Regions from separate parts of the Homo sapiens genome. Here regions 1 and 3 are each linked to region 2. Evidence: chromatin contacts called from ENCODE Hi-C or POLR2A ChIA-PET data. All regions are on one chromosome and are shown on one strand. The core of a region is the stretch at or near the end of the contact, and the rest is flanking DNA. Distances in the headings are between cores, read along the strand shown. Region 1 holds the start of IFRD2 (interferon related developmental regulator 2). Region 2 holds the start of AMIGO3 (adhesion molecule with Ig like domain 3). Region 3 holds the start of P4HTM (prolyl 4-hydroxylase, transmembrane).

Region 1 (4,272 bases), core at 1,242-3,741, 570 kb after region 2:
GGCAGCAGGGCTAGCTGTGCTGTCACTGAGCACAGAGACCAGCAGAGGCTGCAGGCTGTGAAACAGCTCCTCACCCTTAGGTCCAGGGCCCAGCTGCACGCAGAGCAGGCCTAGCACAGCAGCAGCCAGGGCTTGTTCCTCGCCCTTCCCTGTGGGATGCTTTCCAGTCAGCCCATGCAGCAAGGGCCAGTGTCTGCCCAGTTTAAGTCTCCCACACACCCCCAGGTCCAACCTTTCTTGAGGCACTTTTCCAGGGCATCGGCTAGCGTGAGGCGGCGCTCCAGCAAGAAGTCGGGGAGTAGGCGGGACGCTAGGGCCAGGCGCAGGCTCTCAAGAGCACCCTGCCGGGTCTTGGCACTGGGGGAGGTCGAGAAGGGGGGTCATATGGGCCAGCCCTCCCTTGATCACACTTGGAGCTGGGTGTAGGAGTTGGCTGGCAGCCAGGGGTACCTCTTGTCTGTGAGACAGTCCACATACTCCTTCAGCTTTTCCTCAAGGTCTTCCTGCTGGCCCTGCTCATCCACGACATCCCCCCCTGCAAGGCCACCTGGTCAGCACCGCTTCTTGTCCTCAGCCCATGGAGCCCTCACCAAGCCCCTGTCAAACTTCCACCCGCTCTCACCAAGGCTGTCCTCTGCAGTGGTGCTGAGAAGGCTGGGGCATTCACTGGCGGTGCTGCGGGCCTCACTGGCTGCCTCATCGTCACTGGAACCCGAGTCAGCTTGGGCACTGCTCCGGGCACCTGGAGAAGGTGGAATAGGACACTCAACTTGCCTCTACTGATGAGGGATGGCTGGGGGTACCTCACTCGACCTCATAATCCCAAAAGATAGAATGGTGTCCCTCTCAGAGATGAAAAACCAAAGCCAAGGGTCAGTTCAGTAGGGCTGGTGCACTCCTGTGTGTGGGGTCTGTCCAGGGCCAAGGGCTGACATTGGCAAGGTTGGCTGCTGTGGCAGAGTTTTGGACAGGGTGTGATCACCAGGCTGGCCCTACTTCTAAGAACTACTCACACCCCTCATCTGCAGGACAAAGTCCAGCCTGCGCACTGGCCTCTGCTCCCCGCCACCTTTTTTTTTTTTTTTTTTTTTTGAGACAGAGTTTTGCTCTTGTTGCCCAGGCTGGAGTGCAATGACGCCATCTCGGCTCACTGCGACCTCTGCCTCCCGGGTTCCAGTGATTCTCCTGCCTCAGCCTCCCGAGTAGCTGGGATTACAGGCATACGACACCACACCCAGCTAATTTTGTATTTTTAGTAGATAGGGTTTCTCCATGTTGGTCAGGCTGGTCTCGAACTCCTGGCCTCAGGTGATCTGCCTGCCTTGGCCTCCCAAAGTGCTGGGATTACAGGTGTGAGCCACCACGCCCAGCCTGCTCCCATTTTATCTTACTATTCTACCTGCCGGAGCAGCCCAGCCTTCCCTCATTCACTCCACTGCGCTGGGGTCCCTCCAGCTGCCAGGTCTTTGTACAACTTGCTCTCTTCTCCATCCTCTCAGGACTCACCCAGAAGCACTTCCCCCCAGGCCTCCCTGAGTCCTAAGTCTGGGGCTGACACCACTCAGTGAACATGTTCCACACCCTATTAGATGTCCCCCACCCAAAACCCACCATGGTGGTGACCAGTTTAAAGTTGTGCCTAGGTATTTTCCTCCTTCCTGTGCCCGGCCCTCCTCCCTTCCCCCTCAAGAATAAAAATAAATAAATTTGTGCGTGGTAGGCACCCCATCCCAGCAGAGTAAACATATGTGTTTAACGCATTAAGATAGGCTCCTGGTCTAAGCTGATAAGCGAGTCCCAAGACTGCCTCAGGCTCCAGGATACTCAGCTACCTTGTGGAGTCAGGCCTGCCAAGCTGCCAAGGCCCTAACCAGGTAGCTTCCCAACAGAGCCCCCTCCCTCTCTTCACCGGAGCAGGCCAGGACTCCCGCCAACTTCCTTGACCAGTCCAGGAAAGGATCAGGGTTTGGCAAGAGGACTGGCTTCCTGCCCTGTCCGGTGAGTTTGTCCACCCAGCAGGCAACTGAGGCCCGGAGGGGCTGGCCGGGTCACCGCTGGGAGCGCGGACTCCCAACAGGCAGTGGGCAGCGAGCTCAAGTTGGGCACGCACGTGGCCAATGACTGCTGGGGCACGTGCCAGCCTCGGTAGAGTTATGGGAAGCTGCGTGGGGCTGGCCGAGGGGGTTCCCCACCCAGGGCCCTCGAGAACAACCAAGGGGATCCAGCAGGACCCCCGCCCGCCGCTCATACAGCTGTCCCGCGCCCCCCACCCCACTCACCTCCTCCACGGCGCTGACCACCCTTCCGGAGCGTGTTGCCCTTACGGGCGCGAGGCATGCCGGGAACCGGGCGCGGGGGGCGCGGGGTCAGGGACCCGGTGGGTGTGGGCTCCAGGCCAACGAGACGCCGGCCGGTGCGCTGCGCTGAGACTTGGCCAGACGACGGGAGCCACACGCCACGCGCGCCACCATCTTCGCGAGGCGCCCCGCCCTGCCAAACAGGTCGCCGGGAAGGCGAGTTCCAGGCCATCCGATTCAGGCCCACATCCACGAGGCTAAAACTACTAATCCCAGAGGCCTGAGCGCGCAGGCGACGGCGGCTAGCTGCGCGTAGAGCACCATGGGAATGGTAGTCCACGCCTGGGGCCCACCAGCCGACGACGCGCTGGCTGAACTATGCACCCACAATGCCCTGCGCGCGCCCCAGCCCCGCGTCGGGAACAAGTGCACGGTGGTTAACTCCGAAGCGTCCCTCAGTGGAGCACCAAGGCAGGACTGGCTTCTCAGGGCACTTGGCAGCGGGACACTCCAGACGAGACCTACCCCTGCCTGGGTCTGGGGACCATGGGAAGGGCTTAGAGCTTGGGATAACAGGAGCAACAGCCAAACCTCAGGCAGTGGAAAAAAGTGACTTTATGATGAAAGAGTGCAGACAACAGCTTAGCACTTTACCGACCTTCGCCAAGATTTTTTGGGGCCCATCTGCCCGTGCACGGCCCATCTGTGACCTCTCCATGGGCTTAGTGAGGTGTAGGCACAAAGCCCTAGGCTGGCAGCCCTAACTAGCTGGAACCTGACTCTCCCTGGAACTGCTTCCTTGCCATGGAGGACTCACATGATCTCAGAGGGCCTCTGGTTTTATAAGCGTTTTTTCTGGCCCCTTCTACCCCTCAGGGATTCCAAGGGAAGCGGGGTGTGTGCTTGGGAGGGTTGACTGTAAACTGAATAGAGCAAGAGTGGGACAGAGTAGTTCCAGGACTGGAAAAGTGGCAGCAGGGAAAAGAAGAGGCAGTGGCAGGGGCCCTGGCTTTATACTGCTTCTTTAGGCCCAGGCCTGGGCTCCTGGCAGGTGGGGCCAGCCCAGCCCCAGTAACAGTGGCAGCTGAAGGACTTCCAATCTCCAAGGCTGCCGTCTGGCCACAGGTGTAGAAAGGCTTCCATCTGTCCTGGATCTCGCCGGGCACAGCGCCCGTGGCCATGGCACCGCTGGTGACTGCAGGCCATCGCTGCCCTGGTCACATTGATCACATAGGGGCCCAAGGTGTCCACCAGGTAGTCATGGAGATGCCAGCACTCCTCCTGAGGAGAAGGGAAGATATGTGTCAATATGCCTGCTCTATAATCTTGACATGGCCGTCCCCCACCCTGGGACCCCAGCATGTGCTACATGGCAGGCTCAAAGGGGCAATGATCACCTCAGAGCTGGAGAGGCTCAGGTCCCCCCAGAGCACCACGCCGGCTGCCCCTAGTGCTGCACTCACACCAATGGACTGCACAAGGTCATCCTGGAGGCAGAGAGCTGCTAAGCCAGTGCTGGGCTGGCCAGATCCATGTGGGCACACATCCACATTCAAGAAACTCTTCTGGTTCACTGTCACAATCTGATTCTAACTCTACAGTAGGGACTCTCTAGTTTGGTTTGGTTTTAGAGGCGGGGTTTTACTCTGTCATCCAGGCTGGAGTGCAGTGGCATGATCATAGCTCACTGCAGCCTTGAACTCCTGGGATCAAGTAATCCTCCCACCTCAGCCTCCCAAGCAGCTGGGACTACAGGTGCATAACACCTGGCTAATAATTTTTTAGGCTGGGCACAGTGGCTCACACCTGTAATCCCACACTTTGGGAGGCAAAAGCGGGAGAATCACTTGAGCCCAGGAGTTCAATACCAGCCTGGGCAACATGACAAAACCCCATCTCTACAAAAATATAAAAATTAGCTGGGTGTGGTGGTATGCATCTGTAGTCCAGCTATTCGGGAGGAGGCTTAGGTGGG
Region 2 (4,852 bases), core at 1,802-4,301:
TAAATAGGGGGCAGACGGAGCTGCTCTAAGTAGGAGAATCTGGGACCCCAGCAGGACAGGTGGCCCTGGCCCACAGAGCCACTGGCTTGTGGCCATGCCTCAGGCCAGGCATGGGAGGCAGGACTCCGGAGGGTGTGCCGTCCTGTGGTGGACAGGGCCAGGCCGCCAGGAGAGCTGAACACACGGAGGACCGCCATTGTCTGCAAAGGCTCTAGCAATAAGCATGTGCTACCTTTATTAAACTCTGGAGCAGCGAGGTCCAGGATGGCCATGGGGGCCCCCAGCTCGGCCCCCACACATGAAGGGCTCCCAGACCCCCCTTCCCTGCCCCCCTGCAGTGGGAGCAGTGAGATGCATATGAAGCCAGGGTACCGCCTCAGCCATTAGGCTGAGACCAGTGCCAGCCCTTAAGAGGCTCCTGCTCTCGAGGGACGTGGAGTTCCGGCTCGGCCCTCCCAGCTCGGCCATGCTCGCCAGGCTTTTCGGGCTTTTTACTGCTGAAAAGCAGGGGTGCAGGCCATGATCCCCTTCACTGTGTCTTGTGAGCCCACAGAATGGGCTCTGCCTTCAGAACAACGGGTGGATGCCCCAGGCCAGAGAGAGCAGGGCCTCTGGCTGGGGCTTAGGCCAGACCACCAGGAACCTCTTGAGGAGCCTTTCCTGCCTGGTGCCTGCCCACCGGACTCTGCGTGAAGTTGTGAAGCTTTCAGGAGGTTGGGTGTTGGTGGATGGAGGGAGTCCCATTTCACCAGAGGGCGGGCTTGTTTCCTCTTTCTGTCCTGGGGTGTGGGCGAGATCTTCCTTCAGAGCCGCCTTCTTTTCCCTGTGGGCCCACTCCCTCCCACCCCCTTGGGAAGGGGAGGTGGCCCTGCGTCAGCTCTTGAGCACCACTCCTCGAGAGCTGTCTCAGCCCCTGAGGGTGGACGGGAGGCTCTGCTACAGGGGTTCTTCCACAGGCTGTAGAAGAACACAGCCACTTCCACAGCTGTGCTGTGTTGAAAGCCACAGGGGCCTGGGTCTCTCAGCCTCACAGGGCATTTGGGCACTAGGAAGTCCGCGGGAAAGCAGGAACTAGCACACCTTGCAGGGCCTGGGGCCTTTGGGTCCTGTGCAGGGGCAGAGCAGAAGGCAGGTTGGGGACCACAACCCCTGTCTCTACCAGTGAGCGAGAAGGCCCATTGTGTTTCGAGGCCCATACAGGAAGCTGGGGGGCCAGGCACAGTGCTTCCCACCAGTATCTGCCAGTTCTCTGGACCGAAGCAGGGAGCAGGGCGAGCAGCAAGAGGGTGGGGGCCTGGGTGGGGGAGCCCTGGGCAGTCTAGGTTGTCATGGGACCCTCGGAGCCTATGGAGCTGGCGGACTCAGAGCCAGCCTTCAGCTGCAGGCCTCCAGGGTTGTAGAGATCGAATTCCTCAGCTACTGCCAGCTGCACGCGGCCATTGAGGCCCCTCCGGCCTGGCTCCAGAAAGACTACGTGCTTGTGGACGCTGGCCTTGCGGCTGGGTGCGTCTGGCGGTGTGGTGCTGAGTACTGAGGACTGTGCGCTCAGCTCTTGGAGCGGGCTGGGTGTTTGGGGCCAGCGGCGGCAGCGGCAGGCACGGCGGCAGCAGCGGCAGGGTGGGGCGAACAGGTAGAGCAGCACGAGCACAAGGCCCACGGCACAGCCCAGCAGTGTGGTGAAGCCTGTGTTGAAAGCCTCGGGCTCTGGGCGCGGAAAGTGCACGCTCACGTTGTACTCGTGCGTCTGGTTGTGGTGCAGGCGGGGCCCAGTGGCCAGGCACACGAAGAGTCCCGCATGCTGCTCCTGTACGTTGCCTATGGCCAAGCTGCCGTCGGCCAGCACCGCGATGCTGCCATCGCGGGATCCTGGCGCCCTGAGAAGCTCCTGCTGCGGCGAAACCCAGGCAATGCGCATGGCCGGGACGCTGGTGTTGCAGTAAAGCCTCAGGGACCGACCCACCAGCGCGTACAGGTGCTCTTCCGGCCGCTCTAGGCCAAGAGCTGGGGCCGACGAGCAGTTCTCAAAGACGCGGCTGTGCTGGAAGAAGCGCACGCGGGACGCGGGTACCTTGAAGGCCAAGCATACGTACTCGCGCGCAAAGTCGCGCACGGCGCTCAGGCCCCGCTGGTGCCAGCGCTGTAGCAGGTGGTAGAGGCGGCAGTCGCAAGGCAAAGGGTTGTTGTGCAAGTAGAGGCCGTTCTTGAGGAAGGCCGGCAGCGCGGCCAGCTCAGGTACGGAGATGTGTCCCAGCCGGTTGGAGGAGAGGTCCAGAGTAAGCAGGTGGGTGGCGCTCAGACCGTGCAGGTGGTCGAAGGAGAACGAGGCGAGTTCGTTGCAGCCCAGGTAGAGATGGCTGAGCGCGCGCAGGCCGTGGAAGGCATGCTCGTCCAAGTGCACCAAGCGGTTATTGAACAGAAGCAGCTTCTCCAGCGCCCCCAGCCCGTCGAGGTCGTGGCGGCCAAGCGCCCGCAACGTGTTAGATGATAGATCGAGCAGCCTCAGGCCGCTGGCGTTGACGAAGACGCCGCGACCCAGCGCATCTAGTTCGTTGTGGTCTAGGTGCAGGGCGCGCAGCTGGAAGAGGGGCGCCAACCAGCCGGGGCGCAGGCGCTGGAGCGCGTTGTGGCTCAGGTCGAGGTCCGCAGTAGCGGCAGGTAACTCGGCTGGCACGTCCTGCAGCCCTAGGCCAGTGCAGCTTAGCAGGTCGGCAGCGCAGATACATTTGTAGGGGCAGTTGTGGAGCGCACGGGGCGGGAAACCCTCGGAGTCCGGGGTGCCTAACCCAACGCGCAGCATGCAGAGCAGTGTCCCCAGCAGCACCAACCAGGTCATGGCGGCGACCACCAGGGACAGTACAGAGCAGCTCTGTGCAGGTTGCAGTTCCAGGACTCACCCTCTTCTGCTCTAGTGCGACATGGGTGGCACCGGATGGCCCTTGCCGAGGAGGCACGGCGGGTTCTTGCCAGCCGACGGCCCCTACTCTCCGGTTCCCAGGTTGTGAGGCGGTGCGGCACTCTTAGCCGCGCTCCCTTCGGCTTCGCTAGCCCTCTCCAAGCGAGTTCCTGATCGGCTCCTAAATACTCCCCCCAGGGGCGGGGCCCGGGCTCCTATTGGTTCCCGTTTGAGGAGGCGGGGCGGCTACATCCCTTTGTGCCCAATGGCCCCGCATGACCGCCAGATGGGGAGCAAGGCCAACCCCAAAGTCCCCGTCAGCCTTTGGCTGGCAGCTCTCCGCCGCTCGTTTTTCCTCGGGGAGTAAAAGGGGGAGTCTGGAAGAATGTCTCCAAGCTGCTGTTAGTGTTTATTTGAAGTGACTTTGAAGGACTGATAATATTATGGGGCAGGCAGACTCTCACTATCTTAAGGTGGTTCGCCTGAGCCTTCTTAAAGTGGTACCCCAGGCCGGGCGCGGTGGCTCACGCCTGTAATCCCAGCACTTTGGGAAGCCAAGGCAGGTGGATCACCTGAGGTCAGGAATTCGAGACCAGCCTGGCCAACCTGGTGAAACCCTGTCTCTACTAAAAATACAACAATTAGCCGGGCGTGGTGGTGGGCGTCTGCAATTCCAGCTACTCGGGAGGCTAAAGCAGGAGAATCACTTGAACCCGGGAGGTGGAGGTTGCAGTGAGCCGAGATCGTGCCATCGCACTCCAGCCTGGGCAACAGAGCGAGACTCGTCTCAAGAAAAAAAAAAAAAAAACAGGCTGTGTGGCACCTTACTAGAATACAGGACTTGGGGTTTGGGAAGCAGGGAGACGGAAAGGATGCAGGGGGGGTGATCATGTACGAGCCATGGCACTCCTCATTGGCAATCCCAAGAGAGACTTTTAGCCAGGCCCCAAGCCTTCTGACTGCCCTTGCACCCTCCCCTACCTAGGAGAGAGCAAGCCACATCAGTGCTCCTGGCAGATCCCTGCTTCCAGCTACGCTCAATATGCTATCTCCTGGGACAGCCAGAGCCCCCAGCACCTGGCACTGCTCTGCCAGCCCCTGACCGGAAGCGCTTCTCCCTGCAGAGCTGTGAGTGGGCTGGTGGGGCAGGTCAGGGAAATCTGGGGCTGGGTCGGGTCAGGAGCCTTAAGAACAGCAAAGTCCTAGGCTGGGAATATTCAAGAGGCATCACATCCTCAGCTACCTCTGACTTGACACTACCTACCACTCCCCAGATGCGGATTATATCAGTGCCGATGAGCTGGCCCAAGTGGAACAGATGCTGGCGCACCTGACCTCTGCATCTGCCCAGGCAGCAGCTGCCTCCCTGGTGAGTGGGAACACGGTGCACAGGTCCATGCCACTTGAATATGTGTGCACTCCTACACAGGCACAACGGACATCCACATAGCCAGGCATCCAACTCCAGCCCACCCTTCACTCTCCTCCCTGCAGCCCACCAGTGAGGAGGACCTCTGCCCCATCTGCTATGCCCACCCCATCTCTGCTGTGTTCCAGCCCTGTGGCCACAAGTCCTGCAAGTAAGTGGGCCCCACAGCTTGGTGGTGGGGAGAGCAGTAGGTACATGCAGGGCAGTCCTCATCCCCTCCCCTGTTGTAGAGCCTGTATCAACCAGCACCTGATGAACAACAAGGACTGCTTCTTCTGCAAAACCACCATCGTGTCTGTAGAGGACTGGGAGAAGGGAGCCAATACGAGTACTACCTCCTCAGCTGCCTAGCCCTCACAGCCTGTGCCATCCTGGAACCTCCACCTTTGAACCCAGAGCCAGGCTGGGCCCTATTTATGAGCTCCCTTTGCCCTTCTCCTGTATCCCACACCACCACATCCAACCTCCTTGCCTGCCTGTATCCTCATTGGTGGGAGCCCAGCCATGGCCCTAATTGTGCCTGAGCTTGA
Region 3 (4,589 bases), core at 1,696-4,195, 730 kb before region 2:
GGCCAGGCGTGGTGGCTCATGCCTGTAATCCCAGCACTTTGGGAGGCCGAGGGGGCGGATCACCTGCAGTCAGGAGTTTGAGACCAGCCTGACCAACATGGTGAAACCCCACCTCTACTAAAATATACAAAAAATTAGCCAGGCCTGGTGGTAGGTGCCTGTAATCCCAGCTACTCTGGAGGCTGAGGCAGGGGAATAGCTTCAACCCAGAAGGCAGAGGTTGCAGTAAGCTGAGATCGCGCCACTGCACTCCAGCCTGGGCACGACAGAGCGAGACTGTCTAAAAAAAAAAAAAAAAAAAAAAAAGGCCAGGCACAGTGGCTCACTCCTGTAATCCCAGCACTTTGGGAGGCCAAGGCAAGGAGATCGAGAACATCCTGGCTAACACAGTGAAACCCCATCTCTACTAAAAAACAAATACAAAAAAATTAGCCGGGCGTGGTGGCAGGCACCTGTAGTCCCAGCTACTCAGGAGGCTGAGGCAGGAGAATGGCGTGAACCCGGGAGGCAGAGCTTGCAGTCAGCCGAGATGGCACCACTGCACTCCAGCCTGGGCGACAGAGCGAGACTCCACCTCAAAAAAAAAAAAGAATACAGATCAATAGAAGGCCTGGATTTGGTAGTATGTATTGTCATGGCATCAAAGGGCCAGGCTTTTAAAAGACTGAGAAATTCTGGTTTCTGATGTGGTTGTGAAATTCCCACAGCTGACAGCAGGTGGAGCAGCCCTGCAACCTGCTTGCTTTCTGTTGTCTGGCAATGAGCTATCAGTACCTGTGCTTAGTGGTAGGCCTAGTTCAGGTAATAGGTGTAAGAATGGAGTTCAGGAAAATAGGTTAAGCAAAGTACAGATTTTATGGTGATCAAATTCTAGTTTTTAAAAGGCTAGAGGGGCCGGTCGCGGTGGCTCATGCCTGTAATCCCAGCACTTTGGGAGGCCAAGGCGGGCGGATCACGAGGTCAGGAGTTTGAGACCAGCTTGGCCAACATGGTGAAACCCCATCTTTATTAAAAATATAAAAATTAGCTGGGCGTGGTGGCACGTGCCTGTAATCCCAGCTACTTGGGAGGCTGAGGCAGGAGAATTGCTTGAACCCGGGAGGCAGAGGTTGCAGTGAGCCGAGATGAAGCCACTGCACTCCAGCCTGGGTGACAGAGCAAGACTCTGTCTCGGGGAAAAAAAAAAAAGGCTAGAGGGAAATAGTCTCAACTTCATTCCAGAAAAGGTATGAGAAAGCCATGAGATCCTTGGTAAAATTATGGTTCTGTTGGTTGGTTTATTATATTTAAGAATTTAGGAGATTTGGTCTGGGTGTGGTGCCTTATGTCTGTAATTCCAGCACTTTGGGAGGCCAAGGTGGGTGGAACACCTGAGGTCACGAGTTTGAGACCAGCCTGGCCAACATGGTGAAACCCTGTCTCTACTAAAAATATAAAAATTAGCCGGGCATTGTGGCGGGCACCTGTAGTCCCAGCTACTTGGGAGGCTGAGACAGGAGAATTGCTTGAACCCGGGAGGCGGAGCTTTCGGTGAGCTGAGATCACACCACTGTACTCCAGCCTGGCGACAGAGCGAGACTCTGTATCAAAAAAAAAAAAAAAATTATAATTAAAAAATTAAAACTAAATAATAATAAATAAAAATACAAAAAAAAAAATTGGCCCGCCATGGTGGCGCATGCCAGCTACTTGGTAGGCTGAGGCAGGAGAATTGCTTGAACCCGGAAGGCAGAGGTTGCAGTGAGCCAAGATCGCGCCACTGCACTCCAGCCTGGGCGACAGAGTGAGACTCCGTCACACACACACAAAAAATCTTAGAAGAAAGAGGTGGGCCTGCCCTTGGAGCCCCTGGCCTGCCTTGACTTGAGGGGACTAGAAAATGCAGACTATGCTTTGCTATGGGGAAGGGAGAGGAGATGGGAGTAGAGGTAGTGGGGGTCTTAACCAGGGTAGGGAGAAACCACCAGTGTGACCTGCCTTAAAAGTGTTGCTCTTGCCTGCAAGTCCACCTCGGGGAGGGGGGTCAGCTTCTGCCCTGAGGGCGTGTAGTAATCTCTTCCTGAGGATAACCAGCTCTAGAAGAGCAGGGATGCCTTGGCACTTGACCACTGGTAGGTATGTCCTCCCCCCACCCCCGTTTTTGGTGATAATCTGTTTAATTTTTCTCTGAGGTAATGGTGTCTCAGTTATGGAAGAGTCCCTTCCCGCCTCTTCACACGTGCCAGCTTTGATGCAAGGAGTGTTCCATATACCTGAGCACTGGTTCATTCCTGCGGGCTGCCATGGGGGGCTCACTTTCCTGATGCCAGGGCTCCTCCAGGATGCCCCCTCTGACGGCCTATGAAACCTTGCACATCAGGCAGCTTCTTCCTAAGGCCTGCCTGACTCCGGCGAGACTTCCCGGGAGATCCGGACCGACCGCGGAACCGAGCTCCAAGAATGCCTGCGAGGAGGCTGTGGGTCCTACCCTATCGCCGCTTACGCAGTCCCAGCCTCCGCGGCGCCCCCAAATGCCGCACTGTTGAGTCATCTCAGCGCTGCCTCCTCCGCGCTGCGCTCCCCACCCCCGCTCCTGGAGCAAGAAGATGCAGACGATACTTTTCCCGGAGGCAAGAGGGCGTCTTCACGCAGGCACCGAGAAGCTCCCACTAGTGTATGCCTTAATGGTGCCGCTCTTGTCCGCGTCTACGCTTGGGACCTTGGCTTCTGACTTGGAGAGTGTACAGCTCTGCCCGACGGCAACCCAGCTTGGGAAGAGAAGCCCCAGCGTGGGCTGGGGCTCAAGGCGCAGGAAGGCCGAGCCCGGCGCGGACGCAGGCGGCTCCGGGCGGGCTCAGCACCCCCAGGCACCGTCTCCTAGTGACCGCGGCGCTCGCGGGCCTGGCGGCCGTTGTCCGGGCGACTGCGCAGCGCGGGCACCCCCGCGGCCCCTCCCCTGGGCGCGCGCGCGACCTGGGTGCCATGGCGGCAGCGGCGGTGACAGGCCAGCGGCCTGAGACCGCGGCGGCCGAGGAGGCCTCGAGGCCGCAGTGGGCGCCGCCAGACCACTGCCAGGCTCAGGCGGCGGCCGGGCTGGGCGACGGCGAGGACGCACCGGTGCGTCCGCTGTGCAAGCCCCGCGGCATCTGCTCGCGCGCCTACTTCCTGGTGCTGATGGTGTTCGTGCACCTGTACCTGGGTAACGTGCTGGCGCTGCTGCTCTTCGTGCACTACAGCAACGGCGACGAAAGCAGCGATCCCGGGCCCCAACACCGTGCCCAGGGCCCCGGGCCCGAGCCCACCTTAGGTCCCCTCACCCGGCTGGAGGGCATCAAGGTGAGGACCTCCCTGCCCCGCCGCGCTCCAGGCCCTGCACGGCTGAGCCCGAGAGGACCGGCGCTCAGCCCGGGTCCCCACGCTGCCCCCGGCGCTGCTCTGCGTCGGTCCCGCGCGCTCCCACTCACTCGCCTGCTGTCGCTCTCCGGGCCGGGGCGACTTGGCCCTTCTTGGGCAGCGCGGTCTGGCGCCCCAGCTGCCCGCTGTGCGCCTTTTCCTTAGGTGGGGCACGAGCGTAAGGTCCAGCTGGTCACCGACAGGGATCACTTCATCCGAACCCTCAGCCTCAAGCCGCTGCTCTTCGGTAAGTCCGCCAGATACTCCTGGGAAGGGCCAGGGGCTGCGGTTTGGTGGCCACCTTGAGGCTCGTTGTGACCACGTGACCTCTATTTTGAAAATGGCTGCTTCAGAGCAGCCCTTCCAGAGGATTACCAAAGTGAAGGACCTTCCCCGTCCTCGAAATAGGGTAACACTCCCTCTTATCCCAACTCCCTGCAGTCCATTCTTCCATCACAGGGCTGGCAGGGTGAGCCTGAGGCTGGTGTCTAAACGTTTCATTGCACCTGTCTTCCGTGCCACCATTAATTCTGTCACCTTCTAGAACTGGGAGGAAGGTGGGAGACTGATAACCAGCTTTCTGCCGACCTCAGGACCTCTGGGGAAAATCCCACTGCCGAAGTGGGCCTTGTGGTCTGATGAGAAGCAGGCCGTCCAAATGTAGATAAACTGGTACCCCCCCAGCCTCCTCCACTGGAGTACCAGTCAGAGGCTCAGCTTTTGCTGCCAGCACTCTGAGATTCTTCTTAAGGTGAAGTCTTTGTTCAGCCATCATGGGCAAAGCTTTCTAGGGTGACTCCAGTTGGAGCCACAACATAGCTCATCGTTTCTGAGCTCTAGTTATGTGCTTGCCTTCATATGATTATTTCATTTAATTCCTGCAACCCCTCTGTGAAGTGGGTGTAGATCCTACTCAGGCCAGTGAGGGGGAAAGTTAGGGACAGAGAGCTGCTGTGGCTTGGCCAGGCTGACACGGTTACTTCAGTGGTGAAGCTAGGATTAGAACCCACATAGCCTGCCTCTAAGGCCTATGCAGTAAAGCCACAGTGCGAGCTGTGAAGACCCCAGAGTCCTTCAAAGACCACCAGTGTCAACTGGGTGGGGACCCCTAGTCCCATGGACATTGTCCAGGGTGTTTGTGTAGCCCAGCCCTGGGTACCTGGCCTCCGTGACAAACATATTTGCAAACCCAGGGCCATTCCTGCCTGCCGGGGGAT

The links. Hi-C counts contacts between places; a loop is a spot of excess contacts on that map. ChIA-PET counts read pairs that join two places held with the same protein, here RNA polymerase II (POLR2A). Pooled maps may share reads with other maps.
Region 1: a map of Right ventricle myocardium inferior shows a loop between it and region 2 (7-fold over the local background). The contact joins the promoter of IFRD2 here to the promoter of AMIGO3 in region 2. A Hi-C loop is called at or near these places in 1 of 168 maps with a recorded cell type or tissue (Right ventricle myocardium inferior), 3 of 37 single-sample maps with no recorded cell type and 11 of 50 pooled maps. POLR2A ChIA-PET finds 5 or more read pairs at or near these places in 1 of 52 experiments (naive thymus-derived CD8-positive, alpha-beta T cell).
Region 3: a loop to region 2 is called in a pooled map, with 4 times the contacts of the local background. The contact joins the promoter of P4HTM here to the promoter of AMIGO3 in region 2. A Hi-C loop is called at or near these places in 8 of 50 pooled maps. POLR2A ChIA-PET finds 5 or more read pairs at or near these places in 2 of 52 experiments (activated T-cell and common myeloid progenitor, CD34-positive).

The regions. Positions count from the first base shown.
Region 1 is chr3:50,289,938-50,294,209 of GRCh38, forward strand. IFRD2 (interferon related developmental regulator 2) reads right to left here and starts at 2,492. Exons shown (of 12, transcript NM_006764.5): 1 at 2,280-2,492; 2 at 623-742; 3 at 451-535; 4 at 233-357; 5 at 1-149. The coding sequence starts at 2,337. HYAL3 (hyaluronidase 3) reads right to left here. Exons shown (of 4, transcript NM_003549.4): 3 at 3,695-3,784; 4 at 2,895-3,578. The coding sequence ends at 3,309. RefSeq lists a silencer at 2,201-2,410 and enhancers at 2,791-2,980, 3,371-3,926.
Region 2 is chr3:49,716,633-49,721,484 of GRCh38, forward strand. AMIGO3 (adhesion molecule with Ig like domain 3) reads right to left here and starts at 3,052. Exons shown (of 1, transcript NM_198722.3): 1 at 197-3,052. The coding sequence starts at 2,833. The coding sequence ends at 1,319. It overlaps RNF123 (ring finger protein 123), which reads left to right. Exons shown (of 39, transcript NM_022064.5): 36 at 3,879-4,021; 37 at 4,168-4,262; 38 at 4,388-4,473; 39 at 4,553-4,852. The coding sequence ends at 4,673. It overlaps GMPPB (GDP-mannose pyrophosphorylase B), which reads right to left. Exons shown (of 9, transcript NM_021971.4): 9 at 3,284-4,852. RefSeq lists enhancers at 472-972, 2,018-2,825, 2,307-2,416, 3,187-3,416 and a silencer at 4,411-4,588.
Region 3 is chr3:48,987,296-48,991,884 of GRCh38, forward strand. It overlaps P4HTM (prolyl 4-hydroxylase, transmembrane), which reads left to right and starts at 2,946. Exons shown (of 9, transcript NM_177939.3): 1 at 2,946-3,315; 2 at 3,538-3,619. The coding sequence starts at 2,962. LOC124909376 (a long non-coding RNA gene) reads right to left here and starts at 2,577. Exons shown (of 2, transcript XR_007095903.1): 1 at 2,253-2,577. RefSeq lists enhancers at 1,666-2,229, 2,230-2,792, 2,540-2,699, 3,357-3,918 and a silencer at 2,810-3,189.